Regions from separate parts of the Homo sapiens genome. Here region 1 is linked to region 2. A link is an interaction called in ENCODE POLR2A ChIA-PET data of the cell type or tissue named here. Cell type or tissue: endothelial cell of umbilical vein. All regions are shown on one strand. Each heading gives the region's core, and the rest is flanking DNA. Links, peaks and the distances in the headings are about the cores only.

Region 1 (15,458 bases), core at 7,198-9,697, 130 kb before region 2:
CCAAATTACCAACTGCATATAAAATTGCCACCACCTCGGTAGCATCATTCCTGTGCCAGATTCCAAAAGAGATGGACACTGCTGTGGGTACAAGTGCCTGAGAAGACTGGCCTCCTCCTGGGGTTTGTGCCTTCAGAGCCTGGGTTTGAAAAGCCAAGCTGGGAGCACTTTCCATTGTCGTCGCCTTCTCCACTCAGTGAAGAAAGATTGTGTTGGAGTTTTAGAGTGAGAGAAGCTGGAGACGAAGCTAGCTGGCTGTGCTCATCTAGCCTGAGGCTGCATTTCTTCATTGAAAGGAGCCACTCCACAATGCTAGGGGGGGTCCAGTCGTCCAATGAGAGCCAATGGTGGACATCTCTTCCCAACTCCATATTCAGTTTTGTCATCCTGGGAGCCTGATATTGGCCGTGATGGAAATATTTACACCATGGAAATCGACACGCTCTACGAGGCAGAGCTTCTTCCTCCCAAAAAGTCAGTTTCTAAACATTTACCACTTTACCAATGGCATTATTTTTAGGTAGCCTTTCTTCAGAGAGAGAATGAATAAAAAATCTTAGAAGCAAAACTAAAAGGATCCTCAAAGATGATTCCAACCCTTTTATATTGCAAATGAGGATATGGAGGCCCCAAGTAAAGAGGTGCCTCGCTTAAGCTCTTCAGCAAGGTTTAGGACCCAAGTCATCTCACTCTCAACCAAGACTTCTTTCCAGAGGAATCAAAGTTTTCAAGCTGCTAAATGCCCTGAGGGAGACAAGAGAGCTATAAGGCTCTGTCTCCACTGCACATATACGATTCAGTGCCGCCAAGAGCAATGAAAACAATTTTGTATCATTATTTGTAAGTTTTGAAATTACATTATGTATGTTACCGCTAACTAAAAGTGCTATATTTGTCCAAAAAAAAGAAAAACTAATAGGAATTGAAAATAGGAAGGGATGACTTCATGAAAGAGAAAGGATTCGATTTGGAATCTGAATAATCACTGAGAGGCAACAGACTACGGAGGAGGAATTTTGTCTGAGTATAAAGAAATTAAGCTGACTGATGTATTAGAAGAGTATTTAAAAATGGGAAGCCATCTTTGGATAGAAAGTGAGGACTTTTCTAAGTAAGATCCTTACATATCCAGAGAATTCATTTTGTTTTAATAAAGTGAGCAATAGGAAACCACTGATAGCCGAGCCAGATAATGAAGTGATGTAAGTGTTGTTTTAGAAAGATGGCCTGCGTGGCGGGGTCGGTGGCTCATGCCTGTAATCCCAACACTTTGGGAGGCCGAGGCGGGCGGATCACAAAGTCAGGAGTTCAAGACCAGCCTGGCCAATATGGTGAAACCCCATCTCTACTAAAAATACAAAAATTAGCCAGGCATGGTGGCACACACCTGTAGTCCCAGCTACTTGGGAGGCTGAGGCAGAATAATCACTTGAACCTGGGAGGCAGAGGTTACAGTGAGCCAAGATCACGCCACTGCACTCCAGCCTGGGTGACAGAGCAAGACTCCATCTCAAAAAAACAAACAAACAAACAAACAAACAAACAAAAACACAGATGGCCTGCGTGGCGTGGAGTCAAAAAGCCAATTACAAGAGAGATTTTTTTTCTTATTTAGATGAAAGTATATTCTATATTATTTACATGAGTATATATGTATGGAAGGATATCTTCTAACATCTCAGCAGTCATTCTTCTCGTGAAGAGGCTTTCTGGGTGGTTTTTGCTGCATTTCTTGTGCTTTTCTCTTACTTTTTTCTTTTGGCTTCTTTATTTGTTTTTCTTGTTGAAATATATCTAATTTTAACCCCCCAAAAAATCACCTTGAAGAATAGTAATGACTAACACTTAGAAGCACTTCCTCTGTGCCAGACACAATTCACATAATAACTAATAGTACCTATAAGACAAGAATCATTATTAACTAGGTTATACAAGGAGGAAACTGGGGCACATAAATTTAATTGACTTTCCAAGGTCACAGAGCTAGAAGTGTCACAGTCGGGATTTGAATTCAGAGCCCATGTTATCAACCACTATACTAGCCTGCCTCTAGATGAGATAGAGAGAGACAAATTGGAGACAGTTTGAAATCAAGTAAGAGACAAGAGAAAGTTGTACTGCTGCAGGGAAAGAATGGTAGAAGCAGAGATTAGGATGGTACCGGAAAGGGCTGATATACGAAGTTACACAGATAAATAAGGACACCAAAAATCAAAAGCCAACCAAGGACAGGTGGTATAGTTTGGGTGTTTGTCCCCTCCAAATCCCATGTTGAAATGTAATCCCCAGTGTTGGAGGTGGGGCCTGGTGGAAGGTGTTTGGGTCTTGGGGGCGGATCCCTAATGAATGGCTTGGTGCCGTCCTCATCAACACGACTGGGTTCTCACTTTGAGTTCACGCAAGATCTGGTTGTTCAAGAGTGTGGCACCTCCCCACCCTCTTGCTCCCTTGCTCTCACCGTGTGTCATGCTGACACCCTGTCATCTTCAGCCATGATTGTAAGCTTCCTGAAGACTCACCAGAAGCAGCTACCAGCACCGTGCTTCCTATAAACCCTGCAGAATCATGAGCTGATTAAAACCCTTTTCTTTATAAATTACCCAGCTTCAAGTATTTCTTTCTAGTGACCCAAAAACAGCCTAATACCACAGGTCAGATCTCCTTGTTGCTGCTGCTATTATTTTGTCTTGCTTGCCGTAGTGATACGCCATTCTCCAATATACACCATACCCACATGTCTCTTTTTTATTTAGAAATAATGGGAAGATTTCCTTTTTTATTATTACAAAATATAATACTCATAAAAATTTTAACACCACCAAGAAATATTTTAATAATGTGTTAAAGTCCCCCTCCCCTCTTCATTCCCTTTTTAGCCCTCCATAGAGGTAAGAATTCTGTTTCTTATGAATCTTTTCAGAAATGTTCTAAGCATATATTATATATACCCATGTCTAAACTTTCTTTATACATACTGTTCTACAATTTGCTCTTTTCACTTGAAATTAGGTCTTAAACATTGTTTTATATAAATGCTTGTGGGTTAACCACACTCTTTTTAACAATGGCAAAGTATTCCATTATATTCCTGTACTATAATTTATACAACCACTTCCCTAGTTGAATGGGTAATATTCTTTATGCAAAGGAATGGAAGACAAAAAGGCCTAGTTATAACAAAAAGAGATATTCATAACATATCAGCATGGTCATGGGAGTACAGGCCTTGGACAAGAGTGCAGGAATTAGCTAAAAGTGTAAAAGTAACTTCAATAAACATGAAGGCTTGGCATCTCAAAGCACTTAATCACTTAAAGAAAATGAAAATGAAGCAAAAAGCAAGATATAAAGTAAAATATGTTCCCACCCACCAAAATAGGAAAGTATAATCATAAAACCTGCTGTTCCAATTCCCTGCTGGGAAGACTGGGTTCTGAGACTATGCCACTCGGGGTTGAGTATAAGCAATCTACCATGGGAAGAACAATCTAGGGGCCATTTTAAAATTAGGTGGATTTTTTTTTAACTTACAGCAGTGGTAATATTTGATCAACAGTTAGAATTTTCCAGCTTCTCTTCCTTTTTGAATATTTTGAGATGGACTTCACTATTCAGATAACAGGTTAAGATCCTCATTGTCATTTCTCTTTCCTTGGCTGTCTTAAAGAAAACAATCATCTCAGGTAGAGGAGTATTAGCGGGAGGGAGGAATGATCCTTGGGGAAAAATTTATAGGTGTTTTGTTTTGTTTTGAATTAGGTAAATCCATTAACTGCCTGCACTCCGCAGCCCTCACTCCCCAACACTTTCCCTGAGTTTATTTAAGTGGTTGCCCATAGCAACCACCTACACTTTAAGTAGCTGAGCTGAGTATTGCGGGGAGACAGCTTGGCAAGCCTCTGTCTAGCTTCCATGATCATTCACTGTGCCCCGGAGGTAACAATGTAAAATTCAAATGATAATTTTAAAATATTAACAATGTTTTTGTGTTTCCTGTATTTAAAAAAAAAAAAAAGGCACTACGTTTTTTAAGTGACATGGTACAACAGGGTCTGCTGGTCACCCTCAATACCACTGGAAATGGAATAATTTCAGGAATGAGAGGAACGCTATGAAGAAACCCCCGCAGAAGGGACAGCACGCCTTAGCCACACTCCTCTTCTTCCCTCTCCCTTTCTGGTAGCACCCATGCCTGTAGGGTCCCAGTCCTGCTGACTTAGAGGCAGCCTGAAATAATAAGAGAAGGCAGAACAGTGTACAAATCTGGACTTTACAAATTTGCAGCCTTATGTGAGTGACTTCTCTGGTTGTGGCTTTTTCTTTTTCATTTTTAAAATGGGTCTATTGCCGGACACAGTGGCTCACGCCTGTAATCTCTTTAGGAAGCCAAGGCTGGTGGATCACGAGGTCAGGAGTTCAAGACCAGCCTGGCCAAGTTGGTGAAAACCCCCCGTCTGTACTAAAAATACAAAAATTAGCCAGGTGTGGTAGCAGGTGCCTGTAATCCCAACTACTGGGGAGGCTGAGGCAGGAGACTCGCTTGAACCTGGGAGGTGGAGTTTGCAGTGAGCCGAGATTGCACCACTGCACTCCAGCCTGGGCAACAAAGCAAGACTCCATCTCAAAAGAGAAAGAAAGAAAAAAAAAAGTCTATTGAGGCCATTAAGTGAGATCAGAATGTTAAAATTTTTAAATTAAAAATGGTTCTAATTATCTATTATTAAATAAATATTGTGAGAGTTAACTGAGCAACTTATGTTAAGCACCTCACCTGGAATGCCCTATACAGTAAGCATATACTTAGCATCTCCTGTGTGCAAGCTACAAATGTTACTCAAAAATACATAAGTAAATAAATAAACAACCTTAGAGGGAATAGACAACGATAAAACCATAGAAACAGATACGCTCAGAGACCAGGGTACTCAACCACCCTCCATGTGCCAAGTCCCATGAGGCTCTTCCTCAGGGAACTGGAATCCTACTTTCCTCTCCAAGTCAATCCCCCAGGGTCGGCCCTGGACTGTGTTTTTTTCCTACATTGTAGCTGCCTGTAGCCTTTGATCCCTGTAGGTCCATCTCTGTCCCTGTCCCTGTCCCTAAAAGGAAGGTACTTCCTTCCCTCATTGACCCCAAAGGGCTCACTGGCTGACCATGAAGCAACCTGCTCCACCAAGCTGCCTCCAGCTTTGTCCTCTGACTATGGATCTGTGTGGCTGCTTTTGTGTCTCTGTCCTTTATTCGTCTCTCACTGACTCCTCTCCTCTGTTGGAAGCGTTTCACTGGCAAGTTGAATGATTAACCTCGGGTTTGGTTACACTAAGTGTTTTACCTATTCTAAACTAATGTGTTTGCCTGTGTTTACAGGAATTCAATGACTGGGGATATTAGTCCATTTTCATGCTGCTAATAAAGACACACCCAAGACTGGGTAATTTATAAAGAAAAAGAGGTTTAATGGACTCACAGTTCCATGTGGCTGGGGAGGCCTCACAATCATGGCAGAAGGCAAGAGCGGCAATGAGAGCCAAGCGATAGGGGTTTCCCCTTATAAAACCATCAGATCTCTTGAGACTTATTCACAATGACAAGAACAGTATGGGGGAACCTGCCCTCATGATTCAATTATCTTCTACCAGGTCTCTCCCTCAACACGTGGAAATTATGGGAGCTACTATTCAAGATGAGATTTGGGTGGGGACACAGCAAAACCATATCACTGGGGAAGCAGGACTTACAGTATCCCAGATTGTTTTCCCTAGTACATTATGATACACTGAGTCCTTTTCTCATTTGATCAATTTGGGCAAAACACACTCTTCCAACACTATGTGTAGTGACCCACCTGACCCCTCCCTCCCGCTTTAAAACTGTTCAGAAGCTTCTGTTTTCATGCTCACCAGCCTTTAACAGTACAAAGCTTTCTTTCTTTTGTTATTATTCATATTTTTCATCCTTTGACCTACATCTGGTAGTATTCTCAGGCTGCTATAACAAAATACCATAGACTGGGTGACTTAACAAAAGTTTATTTTCTAGAGGCTGGAAGTTTGAGATGAGGGTGCCGATATGGTCAGGTTCTGCTGAGGGCCCTTTTCCTGGCTAGCAGATAGGGCCACCTCCTCACTGTCTTGACGTGGCAGACAGAGAGAGAGCTCTTGAGTGTTCTTCTTCTTTTTTTTTTTTTTTCCTGAGACAGTCTTGCTGTGTTGCCAGGCTGGAGTGCAGTGGCGCGATCCCGGCTCACTGCAACCTCTGCCTCCCGGGTTAAAGCAATTCCCCTGCCTCCTGAGTAGCTGGGACTACAGGTGTGCACCACCACGCCCAGCTAATTTTTTGTATTTTAGTAGAGTCAAGGTTTCACCATGTTAGCCAGGATGGTCTCGATCTCCTGACCTCGTGATCCACCTGCCTCAGCCTCCCAATGTGCTGGGATTACAGGCAGGAGCCACCGTGCCTGGCCTCCAGTGTCTCTTCTTATAAGAACACTATTCCCATCATGAAGTTCTCACCCTTGTGATCACATCTAAACCTAATTGCCTCCCAAAGGCCCCATCTCCAGATACCATCACACTGGGCATTAGGGCCTCAACATATGAATCAGGAGGAAAACAATTCAGTCCATAGCATCTGATACTATTTTCTATCTTTGAGTATAATAGCTCATGGAAGGGTCGTGATGCACCTCAGCCATGAAGAAGAAACTATGAGTAAATGCATTTTAAGTGATTAAAATATGAATTCTGAGCATTATTTTTACCAGCAATGTGCCTGCTGCTGGAATTTGCTTTGATAGCATGGTGAGGATCCGACAGTTTCCATCTCCTGCTGACTTCAGCTCTTAGCTCAGTGGCTAAGCGGCTGTTACTGACAGGTCTAGAGCATATTCGTGGATCGAGCTCACCTTACGTGTCTGCTTCCTCCTGGGCTGTCACTCAGCGCATGTTCCCTCTCTTTAGGGCCTCTTAAGAGAACACACTACCTGAATCCTACCAATGGAATGTTACAATTATTAGAAACATTTTTCATATACAGTACTCATGAAATCATTAAGTTTTCATGTAGTTTTTACAATTGTAAAAGTTTGTCATTTGTATCTCATTTGATTATTAAACAGCCCCTTTGTATACCGGAGAATCTGTTGCATTAATGACAGGTCATGGGCAGAACCAAAAGCCCAGGACTTCACACTCCACAACCAGAATGTTTTCCATAGTATTAAATGCCAGTGAGAAATGAGAAGAGAAGAGTTGTTCCCTCCAAATCTTCACTATGGAAGATTTCCCAGGACAATCTTGAGTCTACAGTTCTGAGTGCTTTGCCTGTCTTAATCACAAATTAATTTCTCTCTCTCTATGTCTGCATTAGAACCCAGAACAGAGATACAGAAGGGCGATATCAGTAATCAATGCTGGTGATAATGTTTGCTTGGGGCTGCTGGGGAAACCTGGCTACTAATTGGCAATAACTCAGTGGGCGATGTTGGTCCTTAACTCCTTAATCGTATTAGCCCTTTGACCATCGGATAGCATCTCTTTAAGACTGGCCCAATCCTGCGGCTCTGCTCATTCCACCTGCTCATTCCTCCCAGCACTGCCAGATGTCCAACGAGATCATACAATACAAGGATAACAAATTTTTTTGTGGGTTTTGGTTGGTATATATGAGGAGAACCTTTGTGTTTTATTTGGATAATTTGTATTCAACAAGCCCTGGAACCCTAAGAAAATAGGTGATGTGCCTATCTATCTATCTCCCGGTCTAGCTACCTGGGAGGCTGAGGTGGGAGGATCGCATGGGCCCAGGAGTTGGGAGTCCAGCCTGGACAACATAGTGAGACCCTCATCTCTAAAAATAAACAAACAAATAAATAATACAAGTAAATTTAAAAATAGAAAACAGGCCAGGCGCGGTGACTCATGCCTGTAATCCCAGCACTTTGGGAGGCCAAGGTGGGCAGATCACGAGGTCAAGAGATCGAGACCATCCTGGCCAACATGGTGAAACCCCGTCTCTACTAAAAATACAAAAATTAGCTGGGCGTGGTGGTGGGCGCCTGTAGTCCCAGCTACTCAGGAGGCTGAGGCAGGAGAATCGCTTGAACCCAGGGGGCGGAGGTTGCAGTGAGCCAAGATCATGCCACTGCACTCCAGCCTGGCAACAGAGAGAGACCCTGTCTCAAAAAAAAGAAAAGAGAAAAGAAAACAGATGAGGACAAGGGAGAAAATATATTTTTAAATAAGTGTTTAGCTTAGTTTCCAATAAGAAAATCTCTGTGTCTGTTTCAAGGAATTTGGGGGTTTCTTCCTGGCTTTTCATGACATCCATCTCCCCTGTCACTTAGGACACTCAGTGGGTGTCTCTGTGATCCTCTGGATCCTGGCTAGAATGAGTTATATATGTCCACGGAGTCTTACACTCATGCCAATTTGGAAGTAAGTGAGTAACTCACAAGGGAAATTGGCTTCAGTTACATTCTCCCTGACCAATAAATAAGTATTCATTGGATCGTTTGCATCTCTAAGATATTCCATATTCTTCAGGATGCTGACTCCATCACACAGGAATGAATGCCTAAGGCTTCGCAGTGGGAGATAAGTGGGAGAGAAGCTGCTTTGCAGAAGTCAGGCGTGGTGCGAGAGGAAACCAGTGACGCACTTTTTCTCCTCCATATGTTATCAGATTAGCCAGATCCTATGTGCTGAGAACTGGCAGAGCTTCCTCCGCTGCTGAATAGATTGAGCAGTAACTCCCAGCCACACAGCCACCTTGATAATTAGGTGACATTTCTGCCAACTTCTGCAATCTGCCCTCTAGGGGGGCAGTGGGCCAAGTCACACCTTTGTGGCTACGTATGGTCCCACATGAATGACTCAATCCCATTGTTTTATGTCAGCCTTTCCTGTCCCACACAAAAGCCCCGAGTGTGAGAAGCTCTCTTTATACATAGAGGAACCTTCCACCTTCAGCCCCATGGTCAGTGCTGACTGACAGCATCCTGGGTGGGTTCTCCACGGGACCCTTTCCAGGTGCCATTCCCCATTGCTATAGTCAAGTTCAACAAGGTAGTAAGAGCAAGACTTTGACACGGAGAGTTTTGAAGTCAGAAATAAATGAATCCATGCCTATAATTGAGATGGGCTTTGAACATGTATCACAATAATGCACACTGTCAGCTGCACTGAGTCTCTTCTGTATATGTTCTGTCCTAGCTAACAAGTTTCCTGCCTCATCACTGACCTCCAAGCTGTCACCTTCCATGCTGCCACAGTTAGAGAAGGGTTAAAGGAAGTTGTGCAGCCAAACAGGAGAGTCTGAGGGCAGGTGGAACTAAGAGACAACTGGGACCTAGCCAGCCAGGCCCTTCTTGACAAAGGAGAAGGGAGGAGACGTGCAGAGTTAGGAATGAAGCATTTAAGTATATGTGGTGTCCTCGTTCATTCATGGGTTCATTTGTTCAGCTGGTACTTAACCTTGCTGTGTACCAGGCACTGTGCTGGACACTGGGGATACCACAGTGAACAAAACAGGCAGTAGCCCCTGCCCTTACAGAGCTTGCATCCTAGTAGGGAAGACAAAAACCAGCAAGACAGATAAGTGACATAAAGAGCAAGGAAGACTAGGATAACGGCTAAGAAGGAAAAAGTTAAGCAGGAGGAGGTGCTGTTCAGAGAAAGTGATTACGAAAGGCCACACTCACAAGGGGATAGTGTCAGGGGGTCGCAGAGTGGGGCATGCAGCTGTGCAAGGGGAAAGTGAGTCAGACAGAAAGCAGCAAGTCCTGGAGGTGTGCCTGGTGTGCAGGAGGCCATGCAGGAGAGCAGGGGTGGCCACAGCAGAGAGCGCAAAGAGAGAGCTAGGCTCAAGAAGGCAGGAGGGAAGGGAGCCAGACAGCATGGGCCACGGGGAGCACTTCGAGTTGTACTCTAAGTGACATGGGACTCTAACAGCCTTGGGTGGAGGACCAGCACTTTAAGGGGATAAATCTGGCTGCTCTATCAAGAAGAAATTGGAAGGGGGAAGAATGGAAGTCAATACTTTGGGTTGTACTCTGAGTGACACGGGGACTCTGACAGCCTTGGGTGGAGGAGCAGCACTTCAAAGGAATAAATCTGGCTGCTCTATCGAGAAGAAATTGGAGGGAGGCAAGGATGGAAGTCAGGGAAAGCCACACAGCCCTCCGGGACAGTGAGAGTGAGAACAGGGTGGGGCAGTGGACAGGTATGTGCCCATCCTGAGGGCAGGGCTGGCAGGGTGCATTCACGGATCAGACATGGGCTGTGGAAGAAAACAGAGCTGGCCATTGGATCACATGGATGACTCTGGAGAGGCCATATGGAACCGTGGTGTGCTGAAACAGTCCTTCTCAGAGAGAGAGGGCAAGCAATTCATCTGCTAATTCCTCCTGGTCTCCTGCCTTTCATTGGTCGAGTCGTATTCCATGGGATATTAACAGCGCCGCACTTGTGAGCTGTGATACTTACTGAGGGCCTTGAGACTCCTAGTGAAAAAGCCTCCACAGGCCCAGCGGCTCAATGGGGTTGGGCAAACCCGTCCCTGAGGGAGGTCGAGACACCAGCAGTGCCGCAGGTGGAGGAAGAAGCACGGTGGCCAGGCTTCACAGATGGCAGCAGCATGAGCCATCCTGAGGCTGCTCTGTCCAGGAAGCAGGGCCAGAGTCCAAGGCTGAGGGGTCAGGCAGGACCAACAGGATCTGGAAGGTACATGCACAAGCCCCAGTACATTATTCCAGCAGTTCAGCTAACACAGGCTCAATCTGGGCTGACACAGGTGCCCAAAGAAGCTGGCCTGTATGGTGAGGTGTGGCCGCAGATGGTGGTGCCACACATTGTCAGGTTAGTGGGACCATCCCATTCCTTCTGGTCTGCAGTGGAGGCCAAGACAGCAAATGGAATTGCAGAGCTCAAGGTCCAAACTCCATGCAGAAGGGGTTGAGAGAAGGGAAGTAAGAGGTCAAAGTTTCCATCAAAGAGATCAGTATGACGCCAAGGCAGATGTCCCATCATAATATCTTTTTTTTTTTGAGATGGAGTCTCGCTGGAGTGCAGTGGTATGATCTTGGCTCACTGCTGCAATCTCTACCTCCTGGGTTCAAGCAGTTCTCCTGCCCCAGCCTCCCAAGTAGGTGGGATTACAGGCCATGCACCACCATGCCTGGCTAATTTTTGTGTTTTTAGTAGAGACAGGGTTTCACCATGTTGGCCAGGCTGGTCTTGAACTCCAGGCCTCAAGTGATCCATCTACCTCAGCCTCCCAAAGTGATGGGATTACAGGTGTGAGCCATCGTGCCCAGCCCCATCATAATATCTTAAGTACCCACAGCTGGAGTTAGGGAAGAGGGCTGCTGCCCTGCAGGCCCGTGAGTACACAGGGCCAGCTGGTTACAGGGCTGGGGCATAGGGCTTCTGCAGTGCGATGATACCAGGTTAGATGTGGCCTGGGGTAGGGCTCTAGCCAGCCAGCTATAGTGGGGTGGGGGGTGGTCCCCAGTGTGGACGTGGGAGCAGACAGGGATTAACACATTACTTTGCTGTTAAAAAATGATGAATTGCCCATTTGCCTTTTTTTAATTTTATTTTTTAAATGCAGAATCTCGCTCTGTTGCTTAGGCTGGAGTGCAGTGGCACAATCATAGCTCACTGCAGCCTCAACCTCCTGAGCTCAGGCAATCCTCCTGCCTCAGCCTCCCGAGTAGGTGAGACCACAGGCGTGTACCACCACACCCAGCTTCATTTGCTTATTTCAATTGTGCTTCATTTCAGTAGATTACATTCAGTATTACTGAAATTGTTATACTCTCTAGGAAAATACATTTTAATTCACATAAAATACATGACTGTGTATAATGCCATGTATTGCATAATGATTATCATTGACTCCTAAGTAAATATTGTGTTTTTGTCTGAATAAGATTTCTATCAATCCATCTCTTTCCCTGTCTAACACACACACACATGCGTGCACACACACACACACACGCACATGTGCACATCACCTTCCTTCAATAAATGGCATCATACAGTGCAGACTAAGCTTTGACAGCTCTGGACTCAAGCCAACTTTTGGATCCATTGTTCTTATAAGCCACTTTGAGCTTTCTGACACCATTGTAGTAACAACTGTATATGAAATTACAAGAGAAAAAAATGCTGGTTTTCACAGCCTTCCCATCTGCGCTGATTTCTAGTGAGTACTGCTACGCTATATTAAGCCAATTTTGATTAGTAATTATCATCATGCCTTGCAAAGTTCCTAGAAGATAAGGTGCTTGTCAAGTGTATTATTACAATGCCTGTGCCTACTTTTCTGAGGGATATCATTTTTCATATCCTGAGGAGCTGCCACATATTCCCCCACCGTTCCCCAGAAACATCATCATAGTTGACAGGTCTTTATTGCCGCAGCCCAAAAGCCATGTCCATGGTGTACCATCTAGGTGAACCTGCACTAATTGATTCTGTCATTTCTGAGAGGCAGAAACCACATCTGCGGGAGCCTGGTTGGTTCTTTTGTTTTAATGAAGCGAAAGTAGCCTCCATGTTTGTCTGTGCCTGTCTGCAAAGTGACAGTGATTTATCTCATGCTGAAAGCAAGTTCAGGGGCCTCCTAGAGAAGCACATAAATCTACCAACCCCCTTGTGACAGATGCTGAAGCCCTGCCAAACCCCTCACAATGACTCCTGCAAAGGAAACCTTCCCCACTGCCTGCCGCCACAAATGCACTATCCACTTCCCTACAAGCCATGAGTCCTTCCCTTTTCCCCAACTTCTTTCGTGGATATATCCAATTTAAAAGGAAATGCAGGCAAATACTCTTCCTTGAGTTAAATCTGATGTCTGTTTCCTGCTTTCCTCTAATCAACTAGATAATGAAAATCATGACCTAATCCAACTTATTCATTTTAAAGATTAAAGAAACAAAGACTGGCCAGGCACAATGCCTGATGCTTGTAATCCTAGCACTTGGGAGGCCAAGGCAGGAGGATCACTTGAGCCCGGGATTTTGAGACAAGCCTGGGCAACATAGCAAGACCCCATCTCTACACACAATTTTAAAAATTAGCCGGTCATGGTGATGCACACCTGTGGACCCAGCTACTCAGGAGGCTAAGGCAGGAGGATTGCTTGAGCCCAGGAGTTCGAGGCTACAGTGAGCTATCATCATGCCACTGTACTCCAACCTGGGTGACACAGTAAGATCCTGTCTCAAAAAAAAAAAAGAAAAAAAAAGTAAAAGAAGCAAAGACTTAGGAAGATTTTGAAACTGTCCAAACAAAGAAGAGCCAAGTTCCACCATTCACTGGGCATCTGCTTGTCTACCAACTGAACAAAGAGAAAGAAGGTCATTCTAAAATTTTTTTTGGAGACTGAGAATTTTACAATTTTCCACTGATTCTAACATACCATCTGGGGGCTAATAGGCATCTCCTCAAACTAAAAGTCAGCTACTGTACCTAGTTGATATTTGAAAGCCATGAAGAACTTACCAACATTTGCCCACAGTTAGGCTAAAAGAATTTTCTTTGACTCTGAAATAATCTATGTATCAGAGCTACTGCTTATGATATTTCCTAAAACATAGCTTCTGACCATTAAAAATATCATTGCTAGTTATCTTAGCATGGTGCCTAAATTCAGATATTTCCTTTTTATTGTTGTTTCATATCTGTTACCTCCTTGATATTTCTCATTAACTCTTGGGTCCTCATCACTCTTAACCTCACTCATGTCCTCCCAAATGCCACAGCCGAGGGATATTTCTGCAAGCTCATCTTTTTTGACATTTCCTTAATATTTTACACTGTTGACCACTATCTTCTAGGAACTTTCCTGTTGACTTAAGTGATGCCCCTCTCTCTTTGCTCTCTTCCTAAAAATCAGACATTTTCTCAGTGTCTTTTGGGGGTCCCCTTCCTTCATTGTCCCTTTAAATATTGATACACCCTATGGTCCTGCCTTGATCACTGCCTCTTCTTATCCAATATAGTCTCTTTAGACAATCTCATCCACCCTTGCAGATTCATCTATTATCTGCTTGACTTTAACCCCCAAACTTACCTCTTCGGCCCCGGCCTTCCGTCTGAGCTCCACATCTCTGAGAAGTTTCCAGCTTTTTCTGGATGGCTCCCTGGCACCTCTGTGTTGAAACTTATCACAAGGGGGCTTTTCATGCTCAGACTCTTACTTGTTCTTTCCTCTCTGTTTGTTGCCATTCTTCCCACAGCCTCTATTGCAGTAGGTTATTAAAGTCTGTTAATTATATCTTCTAAACATTTCTCTAGTAAATTATCCGAAAGGCCCTCATTACGAGACATATTGCACTGTGTCAGAACTGTTCGTCTACATGTGTCTCTCCCCTGCTAGACTCACAGCGAGGGCTCAATCAAGGACTAGCACCATAATATCCATCTGTTTCTTCTGTGATATACTAGCACTGTAGGTGCTGGCACAGAGTACGTGCTAAATTAATTGTGCGAATGAATCGATAAATGTATAAATGATCTGTCACATTAGAAGAATGTTTGAAAATGAAACAATTAGCTGTAATATCACCACAGAACAGGAATGGTTTTGTTGTGGCTGTTGTTTGTTTTCAGCATGTGTTTTCACTGTTTTGTTCATAGCACACATATTTTTAGGTGGCTGTAACAATAATGGACATGTAGTTTTGTGTTCTACCCTTTTTTCACTTAAACATTGATTCATAACTATTTCTCTGTGTATTTACAGGTGCTTTGTAGCTCTCCTTTATAATGGCTACATTATATGGCAAAAGTAGCTCTAGAATGATAGTGATAGGATTGCCAAGCCCGACCCTGTAAGGATTACATCTGATTCACAAAGCTGAGTGCCAGAGGAGCCTGCCAACGTGTAATGACCTTGAAAAGCTACTTAACCCAAAGAGCAAATTTTCCCATTTGCCAGATGAACCTAATCATAGTTGTTTGTAATCCTCAGAAAAAAAGGTGTTGTAGAAGTAGAAATTATTTTTAGTATCTCACAGGTTTGAAATGTTTGTGGGATAGAAACAACTCACTCTCCATGGTCTCTTCCTTTGAAGGCAGGGCAGGTTAGTGAAAATTGACCTTTCCCAAGCAGTGAGGATTGAAAGGATTAAGCAGGGGGGAATGAGGCAAAAACATCTAGCTTATTCTGTTGTTTTGGAGTCACCTATCTTCATCTTTTAAAAGTTTCCTCCCTATCTTTCTGCCATATTATCATCTTTTCCCGATACGATCAAATTTTAGCACTGGAAGGAAACTGAGGAATTATAACTAGTCCAACTCTCATGTTTCAGATGAAGAAAGACTTTGGAAAAAGCACAGATGCTTGTATACCCCTCTTCTTAGGGAAAAGAGGATGGAGAAGTGTGGATGCTTTTACAGGGGTAGTAAATTCTTCTTAGGGGAATCCAATGAGCTTGAAGAACATGCAGT
Region 2 (15,458 bases), core at 8,214-10,713:
CCTTTGCCAAATGAAAATGAAAACTTCTAAGATGAATTTCTTTCTGCAGGGTAGAGATTACACTCATGTAAAGATTTAGCTGACAATTACCAAAAAAGAATTGGGGGAATAAATGGGAGAGACAGCTGTCCAGGAAGTTATCAGTTGCCAGATTTGCTTGTAATGCAGAGAAATTCCCAGGAAGTCAAAAAGTGTTCATTGGTGATTGCACGTCTTTTGAAATCGCATCAGAGGTCTCCATTTTCTAACCTCTTCTCTTGAAAATGAATATATGTTTCCAGTCTCCCACAGGATGTATAATTTTGCATGATTGTTAGTAGCTATTGGCACCATTTATCTCTCTAGTCATCCACTGTTCCATTTTGTATTAAGTCTGAATATGCTTTGCACACACTTACACTTCAAAAGACGGTAGTTAAAACGATCTCACTTCGATCGTCTTACTCCAGCAATACAATTTTTAGGGGTTTGTTTTGTTTTGTTTTGTTGTAAAACAATATACTCTTTTCCTATCGTTATAATGAAATGGGAAAGGTTCCCTTGTTCCCATCGCACACCCTATGTGGCTCACTTCTTCAGTGCCTCACTACGCATACCTCTAGGGGAGCATACAAACAGGCAGGCTGTAGGGCTCCCACCCCACGGCAGTGTCTAGGGGTGAATGTTTACAGCTGAAGCCCCAGTGGTCGTGTGTCGCAGGGTGTTCTTTTAGTTTAGCCCTATAGGCAGCTTGTGTTAGTTCACTTAGATCCGCTTCCTCATCACAAGGACAGAGGACTTTCTGTATCCGGGTTCTTGCCTTGGTGCACCGGAAGAACTGGATCACATGGGGGCTTGGATAATGAGTGGAAAGTTTTACTGAGTAGAAGTAGTTCTCAGCCATTGAGGAAGCCAGAAGGAAGATGGCCTTCCCCTAGAGTTGGGCCACCCGCTGCCCGGCTCTCCTCTGACTGCCCCGGACCAACTCTCCCTCATTCCGCAGGTCGCGGGTCGATGGCATCGATCCATGTGCGGGAGTCTATCGATGTGCTCTTCCGCAGACATGCTCTCTAATGACCAGACACATAACCACTCGTGTCTTCTTCTGCCGATGTGTTTCCCAACACGTCCAGCCGCTTGTGTCTCTTTCCTTACTAGGGTCTCGAATTTTTATAGGCCCAGGTTGGGGGTGTGGTGGGCCAAGGTGGTCTTGGAAAATGCAACATTTGGGCAGGAAGGCAGGAGTGCCTGTCCTCGCCTAGGTCCGTGGGGGTAGAGCCCTAGCCAGGGACCACGCCCTCCTCTACCCAGCACTTCCCTTCCCCTCTTCCGTATCATTTAAAGGCATCACGCTCTTCCCTTCCCAGCACTCCTTATCAATAATACGCAAGATTTTAAAGATGCAGTGCAAAATAAGAAAAACATCTGGAAGGTCTGGAACCCTAATACCAGTCTGCGTTGTCTTTCTTAAAGACTGAAATTGTACAACATTTATTTTCATTTAACAAACACTTATCACTTGTATTTGTCAGCCTTTGTTCAAAGATGCTGTACGAATATTAACATGTCAAATATTATGTAGATCATTCTATTGCTTTTTAATTTATTTATTTATTTATTTTGAGACAGAGTCTTACTCGGTCGCCCAGGCCGGAGTGCAGTGGCGCGATCTCGGCTCATTGCAAGCTCCGCCTCCCAGGTTCAAACGATCTCCTACCTCAACCTCCCAAGTAGCACCTGCCACCTCACCCAGCTAATTTTTGTATTTTTAGTAGAGACGGGGTTTCACCATGTTGCCCAGGATGGCCTCGAACTCCTGGCCTTAGGTGATCTGCCTGCCTCGGCCTCCCAAAGTGCTGGGATTCCATGCGTGAGCCAGTGCACTGGGCCAAGCATTCTATTTCTCATTTATGGTGCGTCTATTTGCCACCACTGCTTCGACTGAGGATAGCTTGGCACAAGATGTGAAGCTTGTTTTGAAGGCCTGAGCAGAGATTTTTTTTTGCACAGTGGAGTCCAGTATTTTGCCAAAGGCACAGAAGAAGGTACGGAAGATGAAAAACTTTTCCCCAGCCTGGGCAACACAGTGAGACCCCCATCTCTACAAAAATTTGCAAATTAAAAAAATTAGCTGGGTGTGGTGGCATGTGCCTGTAGTCCTAGCTACTTGGAGGCTGAGGGGGGAGGATCACTTGAGCTCAGGACTTTGAGGCTGCAGTGAGCTATGATCACACCACTGCACTCCAGCCTGGATGACAGTGTGAGACCCTGTCTCTAGAAAACATGGAAGGAAGGAAAGAAGAAACGAAGGAAGGAAAAACTGTTCCTTTACCCTCTTAAGTTCAGTGTTTTGGGGGCTGCAAAAGAAAAGACAGGCTTCTGTTCATTATGTATGGGAGTTCTCAGGAAAATATGCCTCAAGGGGGCACTTACAATTTGGGGCTTATGTGCCATCTGAACAAGAGAAGGGGAGGAGGAGAAGGGCACTTAAGGAAAAATAAATTACTTTTAAGAAAGATCATGGGCCTTTAGGAGAATAGATGGGAGATGATAGTTTTGTGACAATGCCTGTTTAGGTGTGCTGTGGGCTTCTCTTTGGTATTAGAGTCAACTTTCTCTGGTTGCAGAAAAATCTGTGGGAAGGGATTTATGACAATTGAGTTTTGGGAGGAGGTTCTGCTTTGGGGCAGATAAGGAGTTTAGAAATAAGCCTCTTATCAAATGCCTTCAGCTCAAAATCATTTTTATGCCACAGTGGCATATTCTAGAGGAACCTGGGCCAAGGAAGACCACCCTTGGCCTTACTCCTGGAGTCATTCCGGCTCTGGCCTAGCCTTGGGGGTGGAACTCTGCCCTGGTGTGGACAAGAATGGACCCTCTCAGGCCCCAGCATATTCTCAGAGGTCCAGTCACACCGACCTGGAAGTGTCAGAGATGTACTTAATTCTAGGTTTGCACTGAGGCCAGGTAGAAACCGCAGTACCTGGAGCATTTCTTTGTGTTTTGGGGTTTTAATAGACTTGGCCAGGAACCAAGTCCAAGCCCTTTCAACATCACAGAATGTTTTTTAATCTTCCCTAGTCCACCGGAGTGGAAAACTCACATAGTTCTCATCATTCACAAACACTTAAAGGGTGTTTACTAGGTACTAGATGGTATATGCTACTATTATCAGCCTCATTTTGTAAGTGGAGGAGACAAAGAAAGGTTAAGAGGGTTTTCCAAGTTCACATGGATGGTAAGCAGCACAGTCAATATTTGTTGACTGTGAGGCCGAGGCAGGTGGATCGTTCGAGGTCAGGAGTTTGAGACCAGCCTGGCCAACATGGTAAAACCCCGCCTCTACTAAAAGTACAAAAATAAGCTGGGTGGTGGTGGCGCATGTCTGTAATCTCAGCTACTCAGAAGGCTGAGGCAAGAGAATCGCTTGAGTCTGGGAGGTGGAGGTTGCAGTGAGCTGAGATGCACCACTGCACTCCAGCCTGGGCAACAGAGTGAGACCCTGACTCCCAAAAAAAAAAAAATTGACAAATTAGCAACCGGGCACAGTGGCTCAGGCCTGTAATCCCAGAGCTTTGGGAAGCCAAAGCAGGAGGATCACTTGAGGTCAGGAGTACCAGCCTGGACAACACAGTGAGACCTCATCTCTAAAACAAAACAAAAAAATTTAAAAATAAGAAAATTAGCAGGGTGTAGTGGTGGGCGCCTGTAGTTGCAGCTACTACGGAGGCTGAGGCAGGAGGCTCCCTTGAGCCTAGGAGTTCAAGATTGCAGTGAGCTATGATTGCACCACTGCACTGCAGCTTGAATGACACAGCAAGACCCTATCTCTAAAACAAATTTAAAAATTGTTTAAAAAAAAACTTTTTAAATTGACAGATTAGAATCTGATCAGTTTCTTTCCAGAGCTACTTGAACATCTCAGGAGATTCTGCTAAGGATGGAAAAGGAAGGAGTTTTAATTTCAAAGTTTCATTCCATGTCTTGTCAAACCAAGTCTAGATTTGCCATTTAGAACTGCATTCTCTGATCCTGTGTTTTAAGAGAGGTTTCTCCATGTAGATGAAACCAGGAGCTGCATCCTTCCTCGGATTGGTAGGTGTTCCATGGGCTTTATCTGTGCGGCGTAATGACAGCACACAAACGCCAGGGGGCAATGCAGTTTCACCGAAGAATCCTAGGAAACTCGGGTCTGGCTTTGACTAAGAACATTGGCAGGATCCTGGGGCAAAGGTGGAAATCCTTACTAAAAAGAGTTCCGCCAAGGAAAAAATATGTTTAAAAATCCTTTCTTTGAAAGCTTCCTGCATTGTCATCAAAATTGCCCTTCAGTATTTGTGCACAGCTGGAAGTTTTGTGATATTATTTGCAAAAGATTTACTTTTCGTTTTTTCTCAATGCGGCTGCCTAGTCTTTCCTGGAAGGTTTCCTGGGTCTTTCTGCGTAGGAAGGATTATTCTAACCAGCTCTCGGGTAGCCTGGATCACATTGTTAGGACTCTGTTGCGTCCTCTGCCTGACCGCGGGGCTCTCTTCCCCCGGTGCCCATTCAGCGCTTCCAGCTGCCTCTGCGGTTGGAGCCGGGCTCCCTTTAAGGTAATTCCAGTCTGGGCCTGTGTTTTGTTTCCAGCTCGGCAGCCGCCAGGTGTCTGCCCTCCCTTAACCTCCAAGGATGAGAGATCAAAGGTGCCCCTACATCTGCCTCCTGCCCAGCTCTTTAATCTGTTACATGTTCAAAAGGGACAAATGCAGTATTGTGCACTCAGGGAGGGAGGACAAATCAGAGAAGTGGAAATGGGCAGAGCCTCAGAATGTGTTAACTTACATAAATGATACGGAATATGCCTGTCGACATATTAGCCCTGCCACTGTAGAGGTGTTTTCTTCTTAAAAGAGCAAGAATATTATGCAGAAATGGAAATCCTCTTTTCTCCCTTTGGAAGCCTACTAAACCCATTTAATGAAATATCGTACACAGACCCATTTGGAGGTCACTATTAGAAATATAACGAGGTAAAACAAAATATTTTTTAAATTTATGAAATGGAAATTACAAGGGCACTTGTAGAGACCTGAGCTTATTTTATATGTGGCAAAAATGATAAACTAATCTTTAAGCAGAGCAGATATATTTTAAGAAAGACTATTCCCAGCGGAGCATGTATTTTCCATATCCGTAGAGCTAAGTAGGGGAATGCATTTTAAAACAGTAGGAATTCAGATTAGGTATTAAGAAAATAATACTGAGAGCAATGGTTATGGAAGGTACAGAATTTTCCTAACAGCACTAAGGAAGCAGCAATTATTTCTTCCATTTTTAGAGGAAGGGGTTGGGGGGAGGGGGAAGAGCTCCTGATCTAGTAACAAATTGTTTCTAAACTTAAATTTAGAAACATTTTAAACAGTTTGAGCATCCACGATTTTCTTTAGACTTTTAGGAGAGCTCCCTAATTTCCAACTAAAGACATAAATGTGAACAGGCACTAATTACTTTTTTCTCTATGCATTCCTGCGCCCACACACCCAGAGGCTCTCTTGTGCTTCCTCTTCCCCAGCGGTTACAAAAAGGAACTCCAGCAACTTCAGTTGTGCTTAGCTGCCGTCACAGACAATAGCATAGTAGGACCAGTGGCCTCATATTAAGTCACAGTCTTTCCCAGTTACAATGGCTGAGAACCCAGATTTTCACAAGGTGCAAAGAAAAGAATATTGACATGGTTATTAAAAGCTATGGTGAGAAGGGAGTCTTTATCAGCTGCTTCAAATATTTCATTCACCTTCTTAACAAATATTTATTCTGCACTTACTATGTCCAGACATGGTGCTGAACTCGGGGAATTCACTGGTGATCAAAAGCAGTCTTACCCTTTGTTCTCATGGAGTTTACCATCTAGGGGTAGAGACTAGCGTCAATCAAATAATCACAGAGATAACTGCGCTGAAAGAAAGAGACAGTTCTTGTGGGAGGATCTATTGTAACAAAGGGACTAATCTAGAGGCTCAGGGAGAACTTCCCTGAGAAAATCCTCATTAGCTAAGAGTCAAAGGATCAAGAAGGGTGAGGGATGGCACGTGCTAATTCTGCATTCAATATTAGTAGAACTGAAAGGGTGATGTGGCTGGAGTACCAAGAGCTAAGGGACAGGGCACATGTGTAGTCAGAAAATGTATGCACAGCTGACTATGTCTGTCATCTGTTGCTACATACCTTATTACCCCAATGTGGAGCAGCTGAAAAACAATCATTATATTATACCTTATGATTTTGAATCAGGAATTTAGGCAGGGTTCAGCTGGGCAATTCTTCTGTTCCACATTCAGCTAGAAGTTGGTGTATTAGTCAGAGTTCTCCAGAGAAGTAGTATATCCGTGTGTGTGTGTGTGTGTGGGTGTGTGTGTGTGTGTGTGTGTGTGTGTGTGTGTATACTGACCCATAATTATGGAGGCTGAGAAGTCCCAAGATCTGCAGTCAGCAAGCAAGCTTGAAACCCAGGAGAGCCAATGGTATAGTTCCAATCTGGGTCCAAAGACCTGAGAACATGGAGAACAATTGTGTAAGTTCCAGTTCAAGTCGAAGTCCAAAGGGAAGAGAAGACTGATGTCCCAGCAGAGACAGAGAATTCTCTCTTACTTTGTCTTTTTGTTCTATTCAGGACTTCAACTCATTGGACAAGACCCACCCACCTTAGGAAGGGAAGTCTGCTGTACTCAATGAACTGATCCAAATGTTAATCTCATCCAGAAACACCTTCACACACACTCGAAATAATGTTTGTTCAAATCTCTGGGCACCTCATGGCCCAGTCAAGTTGACACACAAACTAACCATCACAGTTGGGCTGGTCTTGAGAGTCCAAGACAGCATTATTCACATGCCTGGCACCTTCATTTCAATGGCTGGGAGTGTGGGCTCCTGATCAGTAGCAATATGGTAACTGTTGACTAGAGCACCTGTAATTGGCACCTCCAGCCTTGCGGCTTCAAGACTCCTTACATGTCAGTTCAGGGCTTCCAGAGACAGTTCCTATACAAGAGATAGGAAATCTTAAGGTCTTAAGGTCTGAGCCCAGATACTGGCAGAGCATCTTTTCCTTCATATTCTTGGTGACGGCCAAAGCAGTCCACAAGCCCACTCAGACCAAAGGGAATAACGAAGATGCCACTTCTCAATAGGAAGAGTTTCAAATAATCTGTGGTCATCGTTAGTCATCCATGCTTCAGCCTCTGGACACAAATTATTCACATCTTCTGTAAGGCAAAATATACTCACCCCTTCTAAAGACTTCAAAAACCTTATCTCAAGCTCAAGTTTGAGATTCAGGTTCTTTTTTTTTTTAGGGGGAGTCTTGCTCTCCTTGCCCAGGCTGAAGTACAATGGCATGATCTCGGCTCACTACAACCTCCACCTCCCAGATTCAAGCATTTCTCCTTCCTCAGCCTCCCAAGTAGCTGGGATTACAGGCATGCACCACCACACCCGGCTAATTTTGTATTTTTAGTAGAGACGGGGTTTCACCATGTTGGTCAGGCTGATCTCGAACTCCTGACCTCAGAATATCCACCCATCTTGGCCTCCCAAAGTGCTGGGATTACAGGCGTGAGCCACGGCACCCAGCCGAGATTCAGGTTCTTACCATCTAAATAAGGTTCAGTTGCTGATGGGGCCCATTTGATGCTGTTGTCTTATACAATTTCTCTCAATATGAAGACCTCTCAATATGAAAAAGGTATTTGCCTCATATATGTCCAACGTATACTGATAATACAGGGATGGGATAAGTGCTTGGGATATTCCCACTCAAAGAGTGGATAAACAGCTATACGCCAGGCATTACCATAGCAAGTCTGAAATCCACATGCTGCCAGTTCCTTGGCTGGAGGGCCGAGTCCTGCTCTCTGGAATGATTCTCTGCGGCTCTTGGATCCACCCTCCAGACTCTTGTTGCACCTTCTGAGTTGTCCCCTTTCCATAAGAAATAGCACTTTCAGCTGAATAATCTTCTCAGCTTATGTCTCACCCATAAAAGTCTGGGGGCTCTAAGGACTCTTTGCACTTTACCTCTGCCTGCTTTGTCCAAGCTGATTATGTGTCCACTAATACACTTCTCTCATAATCTTTGTGGGCATCCTTTGAATCTTACTGGGTTTCTTTCTGTTAAATGAAACACATACCTACAATTCTCTTCAAGATAGTCCCTTTTTTGGTCTGGGCTCAGAGTTGGGTGCTGTGGGACAATACCCTTAGGATTCTTAAAAGCCTTTTTGTCTATTTTGGAAACTCTATGAGGTACATCCTTAAATATTTCTACAGTCATTAAAAGGTATTTTACAGCCACCCCCTAGGAGTGTTAAAACAATTTTTGTTTTGTTTTGTTTTGTTTTTACTCAACACATTCTAGCTCTTTATTGTCTCCAAATTTTGTTTGAAAACTGAACAGTTCTTTTTTGACTCATCTTTCTCTACCTGCACCTTTTACTGTGTGTAGCTTTAAAAAAAATTTTTTTTTTAAATTTTTAAATGGCACTTTAAGCATTCTGCCTAGAAGTTTTCTTACTAAAATCCGTGGGTTCCTTGGGTATATTTTCTATTTTCCACATTACTACAAGTGATAATGTTAGCAAATTCTCTGCCACTACATTAATAGAGTTACCTTTTCTCCAGGCTCCAGTGACAATTTTCAGTCCTCCCAGCCTTCACCAGCAGTCTTCTCAAGACCTTACAGCTGGCCGGGAGCAGTGGCTAACTCCTGTAATCCTAGCACTTTGGGAGGCCAAGATGAGCGGATTGCCTGAGCTCAGGAGTTCGAGACCAGCCTGAGCAACATGGTGAAACCCCATCTCTGCTAAAATACAAAAAAAAAAATCATCCAGGCATGGTGGCAGGCGCCTGTAATCCCAGCTACGTGGGAGGCTGAGGCATGAGAATTGCTTGAACCCAGGAGGCGGAGGTTGCAGTGAGCCAAGGCCGTGCCACTGCACTCCAGCCTGGGCAACAAAGTGAAACTCTGTCTCAAAAAAAAAAAAAAAAAAAAAAAGACCTTACAGCTTCTTCCCTCTGCCTAAACTTGACACTTAGGCTCAGCTGATGTTTATGAGTGTCTGCATGTGGCCTTTCCATCAGGACCGTCTCAGGACTTGTAACCTGCTGTCTCAGGCTTCCCGGAGGGAGTGGTCCATGACACCAGAGGGGAAGCTGCCTGTTTCATGAGATCTGGGCAGACAGCATCATTTCCTCTGTATTCTAATGGTCAAAGCAGCCACAGAGCTTACCCAGATTCAAGGAGAGGAGACATAGCCTCCACCTGTCTGTGGGAGGAGTGTGGAAGAATTTGTGGCCATTTTTATTCACCTATAAGTGACATCATAGAGGGTTTTGCAGTCATGTTAAGGCTTTTTGTCTTAAGAATTTCACTGGGCACTCTGGTACATGCCGATAATCTCAGCTACTTGGAAGTCTGAGGCAGGAGGATCACTTGAGCACAGCAGTTTGAGACCAGCCTAAGAAACATAGTGAAACTTCATCTAAAAAATAAATGAATAAAATAAGAGTTGGAAGGCTGTCACATGATCTTTTGAAAAAGTCTCTCCACCTGCAGCATGGGAATAACTTAGAAAAAGGATATTAAAGGCTGAAGTTCTTTTTTAGTTCCTCTTTCTCTATTGTGCCTTATCATACAGTTTCCTGTGAACATTGCTGTCATAATTTGGCCCAGGGTGATGACAGTTGAGACAAGAGAACTGCAGATTATTGAGGTATTTGAATATAAAGTTAGTTAACTAATATTTCTTGAAGTCCATTTAGGGCGTAATTTTGTCTCCAAGTAGCCAATAAACTTACTTGTCAGATACCTTGCCAATATTGGAACCCTAAAACACCTAAATATTTACTGCAAGTTATATGTATTCACTCTGCACATAGATTTTGACTAACTCCCTATAAAGAACAGCCTCTGAGTAGAAATAGACAGTGGTCAATATAATGAAATCTCAGTACTCAGCTCAATAACATCCATAATTGAAATAACGTATTTGAAGTACATTTGCTGGGATTGATAAGATCCTCCTTGAGGATACTCGGGAATGATCACCTTTTCATTCAGTAAATATTTTTTGTGTGTTTGCTCTATGCTACAAATTTCTGGGCAGAGGAGTTACAGCAGCAAACAAAACAGACCAGGTTCCTGCTCTCCTTCTGATTATATTCTAATGAGGAGGACAGAGGTAAACAAGGACGCAGATGTGAAATCAATGAGATAACTGCAAACAGTGAAAAGTGCTATTTTTAAAAAATAAAAGAAAGCCAGTTGTGGTGACAGGTACCTGTAGTCCCTGCTACTTGGGAGTCTGAGGCTGGAGGATTGCTTGAAATCAGAAGTTCAAGGCCAGGCTGGCCAACAAAGTGAGACCCCCACCCCCAATCCTTTTAAAAAATAAAAATTAAGTAAACAAATAAATAAATAAGAGCAATGGGATAGAGTTATTTCTGGCCTGCTCTAAATATAGTAATCAAGGAAGACTCTCTGAGGAAGTTATATTTGAAGTCAAATGTGAACAAAAGAAAAGAGCTGGTTATAGGAAGATTGGGCAGTTTAGGGCAGCAGGCAAGAGGGAGCGAGCCGCAAGTACACCAGCCAAGGGCAGAAAGGAAATAGCATTGCAAAGCACAGAAAGAAACCATGTGGCTAATGGGTCCGGAATAAGGGGAAAAGTCATGTGAGATGAAGTAGAAGAAATAGGGAAATAGGCCGGGCGCGGTGGCTCATGCGTGTAATCCCAGCACTTTGGGAGGCCGAGGCAGGCGGATCATGAGGTCAAGAGATCAAGACCATCCTGGCCAACATGGTGAAACCCTGTCTCTACTAAAAATACGAAACTTAGCTGGGTGTGGTCAGGCGTGCCTGTAGTCCCAGCTACTCGGGACGCTGAGGTAGGAGAATCGCTTGAAGCTGGGAGGCGGAGGTTGCAGTGAGCCGAGATTGCACCACTGCACTCCAGCCTGGGCGACAGAGGGAGATTCTGTCTCAAAAAATAAGAAAAAAAAAAAAAGATATTGAGCTGAGAGAAAAACAGTTGAGTTTGTTTTTTGTTGTTGTTTTCAATTGTATTTTCAAACACTTCTGCAGACTATGAAAAAGAAACCGGGGGTGGGGGCGGCGGGGGGTGGTAGCATCCGTGTGTGTGTGTGTGTGTGTGTGTGTGTGTGTGTGTGTGTATAAATGTATGTGTTACGGCTTACCCTGAATTCCAGGCAATGTCAATGTCAGCCACACACCAGATAATGTCTATTGTGTGTCCTGGAAGTCAGCAGTGCTATGTGTAGCTTTTTAATATCAACATCAATCCCTTCTTAAATATTCAAAATTTTTAAAAACATTTACATTTTAAGATAAATGATCTTTCCCACTCGTTGTACAATTTTGTGTATCATGTTAATATAAGGTATCTAACTAGATATAGCTAATTCTAAATTTTCACTGTAACATAGTTACTTCCCAATATAAAGGCCTACCTTACTATACAGAATAATTTGACTTGGGGTTTAAAAATATAAGAGAAGTCTATTTGGAGCTAGTGAATCACACGTTTTTCTTAAAACAATGTTGATAATTACAGATCTAATTTTTGTTTGTATTTGAGCTTACCTTGTTTCCCCAACTCAGTAAATGATGATTGGGCTCTCCTTCACTGCCACCCCTGTCTTCCCTGATGATTTGTTTAAATTTTCTTGTTTTCTTGCATGAACTCTGTTTCTACATACTGATCAGAGCACATTGTTGTCTTTTCAGTTGAATGACATTTGCTGACACCATGATTATACTCAAAAATGAATATGGCTGAAAAACTTGATATTCTGATGTATATAAGAATTCTACTCTGAAAAGATGAGGTCATTGCTTAATAAGTCAATTACTTGTACCTGACCTTGCGTTTTGGTTTAGTTGCCTGACCAAAAGAATGTCAAATCCATTTATATTGTGATTATACTAGTTGATTGTCAATGACTGTTATCTCTAAGGTGATGTATGTATAGTTTATTTTTGCAATGAAAGGCTTCACAGGTTTTGAAATAACTGGCAAAAAATAATAGCAAATCCTAAGTTTACTTCCATTTGTCTTGTTCAATTAAATGATTACCCCCTTTATGAAGATCTCAGGAAGTATTCTGAAGTTCAAGGTCTTCCCTGGGCCTGACACAAGGAAGCATCAGTTATGGCAGTGGTGCCCTAAAGCGGGTTCATACCAGCTTGCAAGAGCCAGACGTTACAGTTTCAGACATTTTGGAAGCCCATTATTACAAATTAAATTGTGTAACTTACAATTAGATAAATTATATCAAAAACAAAAGTTATAAACATTTAAAACTCATCATTTCCTAGTCATGTTTCTATCCATGCTCTTGAGGTTACATTCTACCATACCCGTATGGTGGAAATACTACATGCTGGTGTGATCACTGCACATCTCTGCCCAACTTTATGTACAGTGACAAATATGCCATGGTATGGGTACTGACATAGTATTGAAGCTGAAAGAGGCTTATTTAATAAAAATAACTTATATCACATAAAAGATATAATAATAGTAAGTTTGTTGGGAAAAGGGCAAACTGAGATGCAACTGAATGAATGATTGTCTGATCATGGTTGAACTGCTGGCTACAGATACAAGAGTTTGGCCAAGATGAACAAAAGAATTCCATGGGAGCCGGGCGCGGTGGCTCAAGCCTGTAATCCCAGCACTTTGGGAGGCCGAGGCGGGCGGATCACGAGGTCAGGAGATCGAGACCATCCTGGCTAACACGGTGAAACCCCGTCTCTACTAAAAATACAAAAAAAATTAGCCGGGTGCGGTGGCGGGCGCCTGTAGTACCAGCTATTCGGGAGGCTGAGGCAGGAGAATGGCGTGAACCCGGGAGGCGGAGCTTGCAGTGAGCCGAGATCGCGCCACTGCACTCCAGCCTGGGCAACAGAGCAAGACTCCGTCTCAAAAAAAAAAAAAAAAAGAATTCCATGGGAACCAATTCACTATATGGAATTTGCCATAAAGAATACTGTATATTTCATTGTTACTTATAGACTGTGTGCCACATATCTTTCGTATCAGCAAAATTTATAATAAACATATGGACATGTATATGCATACTTCCTCCCCTATAGTGTTTCTTACTCAACGTTGGACCAGACACCATTGGTTATGCAGGAAAGATGAAATTCAATAGGAAACAAACTTAAAAGCAGCTTTTCCAGAAAGTCATAAGGAAGAGCAATGTGAACATAATCTGTTAAAAATCAGTGTATGTTCATACAGATACCAATTTGATTTACCAGTATTGAAAAGAATTTTGTTTGCAAACTCCTCCAGTTTGAAAGAGAACCAGGACTTCAACCGAATGAAACTGCAGACATTTTTGTTCAGCCTAAATGATCATGACTATTGCGTAAGATTAGATAATATTATTTATTTTTAACTATGACTTATAAAAAGTGCTCTTTAAATCAAATGATTGTTATCAGGTCTAATTTATCTTAGTTTGGTATTTTCACCTTTAAATTCACCGAAAAGCCAAATGTGGTGGCTCACGCCTGTAATCCCAGCACTTTGGGAGGCTGAGGCGGGCGGATCACAAGGTCAGGAGATCGAGACCATCCTGACTAATACAGTGAAACCATGTTTCTACTAAAAATACAAAAAATTAGCCGGGCGTGCTGGCGGGCGCCTGTAGTCCCAGCCACTCGGGAGGCTGAGGCAGGAGAATGGCGTCCACCCAGGAGGCAGAGGTTGCAGTGAGCCGAGATCCAAGATCCGAGATTGCGCCACTGCACTCCAGCCTGGGTGACAGAGCGAGACTCTGTCTCAAAAAAAAAAAAAATTCACTGCAAAGGTGCATAAATATCAGTCAAGGGTACTGACTTGCTTCATGAACAACTTGACTTGCTCAGATAACCCGTTCACTCTCTGACTTGAGGGAGCTGAAATCTAAACCCATCAGACCAAGAAAAGGGCTCTGGCCCAACCACCCCAGAGAAGAAAGTTACCAGATCACACCATGGTTTTTAACCACCTGTTACATGTTTCAACAGAAACTCTGTCCTAACATGCATCAGATGATCTCTAGATACAGTATCAAAGAGGAAGTGCTGGTCCCTAGCATCCTATTGTGTGAACTTTTATTGATCCATAATCTGGTATAATTTATACACAGAAATAGTCACTCAGGCAGACTTGGCCTTTGTCCCATCCAAAAACATGTTTGATCCCATTTTTAGTGAAAAATTTCCCCAAATGGTTTTAGTGGGGGAAAAGAAGACATCCATGAGACCTAGTTAAGACTAAAAATTATTTTATTTTTGAAGTTGATATTTGTTTAGTTACGTTCTTGCAATGCCAGCAGAAAAAGAAAAATCCAAATCTGAAGCATGCGTGTGTTATGAGAAGCCTGGAAAAGGCGATTTGGGTCCATTATATAACTGCCACTTTTTGTTTTTATTCAAGGTGTCATAAAACTGAGTTCTGCAGTTGAAGGTATGTTTTTACAACCACAAAATCAATAATGTTTTGCTTAAAGGTTGCATAGCGTGGCTTGTAGCTAAAAAGCTTCTGTGGCAGTGGTGTTTGACGCCATGTGCGAATTGCCAGCTATTGCCATTGCATCTGTGTTTCTCCTTGTTCTGGTCATTTTATGCTGCAAAGCTCTCAGCCCTCCTCAAGTGGCATTTGCACTGACCTGAGAGGGCAGCACCAACATGTCTGTTTCTGTCTCCTGATGTGACTGCCTCGGAGCCGGTGCTCGTCAGCGAGCCTGGGCTCTTCTGTGGCCTTATTTGAGGCTGGACATAGTCTTGTCAGGAACCTTTGCCCTGGATCTTTCAGCAGAGCCTGGTCTAGAGCGTCCTTTATCCCAACAGAGCAGACATGTTTGCCCAGGAAGTATGTGAGCAAGAAGAGTCATTTAAGCTTCTTCCTGATGAGACAATGAGATGGTTAAGGCATTTGCCGGTCTCATTGCGGGTTCCTCCTGGGCAGTGTGACCCACCACTATGAGGCATAGTGAAGACCAAGTTCCTTTACTGTTGTCCGTGTCAGTGAGTGGCAGTTCCCTTCAGTCATACGTTCAAAAAGCCGAGAAGAAAAGGAAGAAGAATTTAAGGAAAGTACAAAAGAGACGTCCAAGCAAAGTGTTTTGCTGAGTAACCCCAAGAATATTAAAATGACTTCATTTTCTGAAATGATTTATTGGTATAAAATTGATCTCCTTAGCCCCATAGGAGTTTCACAAATCAAAAGTAGAGAATGTGTCATTTTCTTCTTTTGTGAGTTTCTGTGTTTGTTTTGGGGGGGTGTGTGTTCTCGTTTATTGGGAGTTTGTCGGCCATGCTTTGGAGGTTTCTTCATCCTCACTTAATCAGGGGAGGCTGCATGGAAGAGGTAGTGGGCTTTCGGGTGAGTTTTCAACTTAAAGGGAGATGTGGCTGGCTTGGT

The links. Peaks named below come from ENCODE experiments on the same cell type or tissue, not always from the same donor. Only the 100,000 strongest peaks of a DNase experiment are listed, where the experiment ranks them.
Region 1: POLR2A ChIA-PET joins it to region 2 with 11 read pairs; 2 of 35 experiments call an interaction of 5 or more read pairs at or near these places.

Annotation. Positions count from the first base shown.
Region 1 is chr18:3,788,057-3,803,514 of GRCh38, reverse strand. The region is part of intron 5 of DLGAP1 (DLG associated protein 1); the gene reads left to right. Among named protein-coding and RNA genes, the nearest start is that of DLGAP1-AS3, 82 kb to the left of the region's middle. In endothelial cell of umbilical vein, for the core only: no CTCF peak of the experiment used is centred there; a DNase peak (open chromatin) is centred at 8,694; H3K27ac peaks cover 2,253 bases.
Region 2 is chr18:3,655,127-3,670,584 of GRCh38, reverse strand. All of the region lies in intron 7 of DLGAP1 (DLG associated protein 1), which reads left to right. DLGAP1-AS6 (DLGAP1 antisense RNA 6) reads right to left here. Exons shown (of 3, transcript NR_188002.1): 3 at 14,303-15,076. Among named protein-coding and RNA genes, the nearest start is that of DLGAP1-AS6, 9.8 kb to the right of the region's middle. RefSeq lists a silencer at 4,522-4,816. In endothelial cell of umbilical vein, for the core only: no CTCF peak of the experiment used is centred there; no DNase peak of the experiment used is centred there.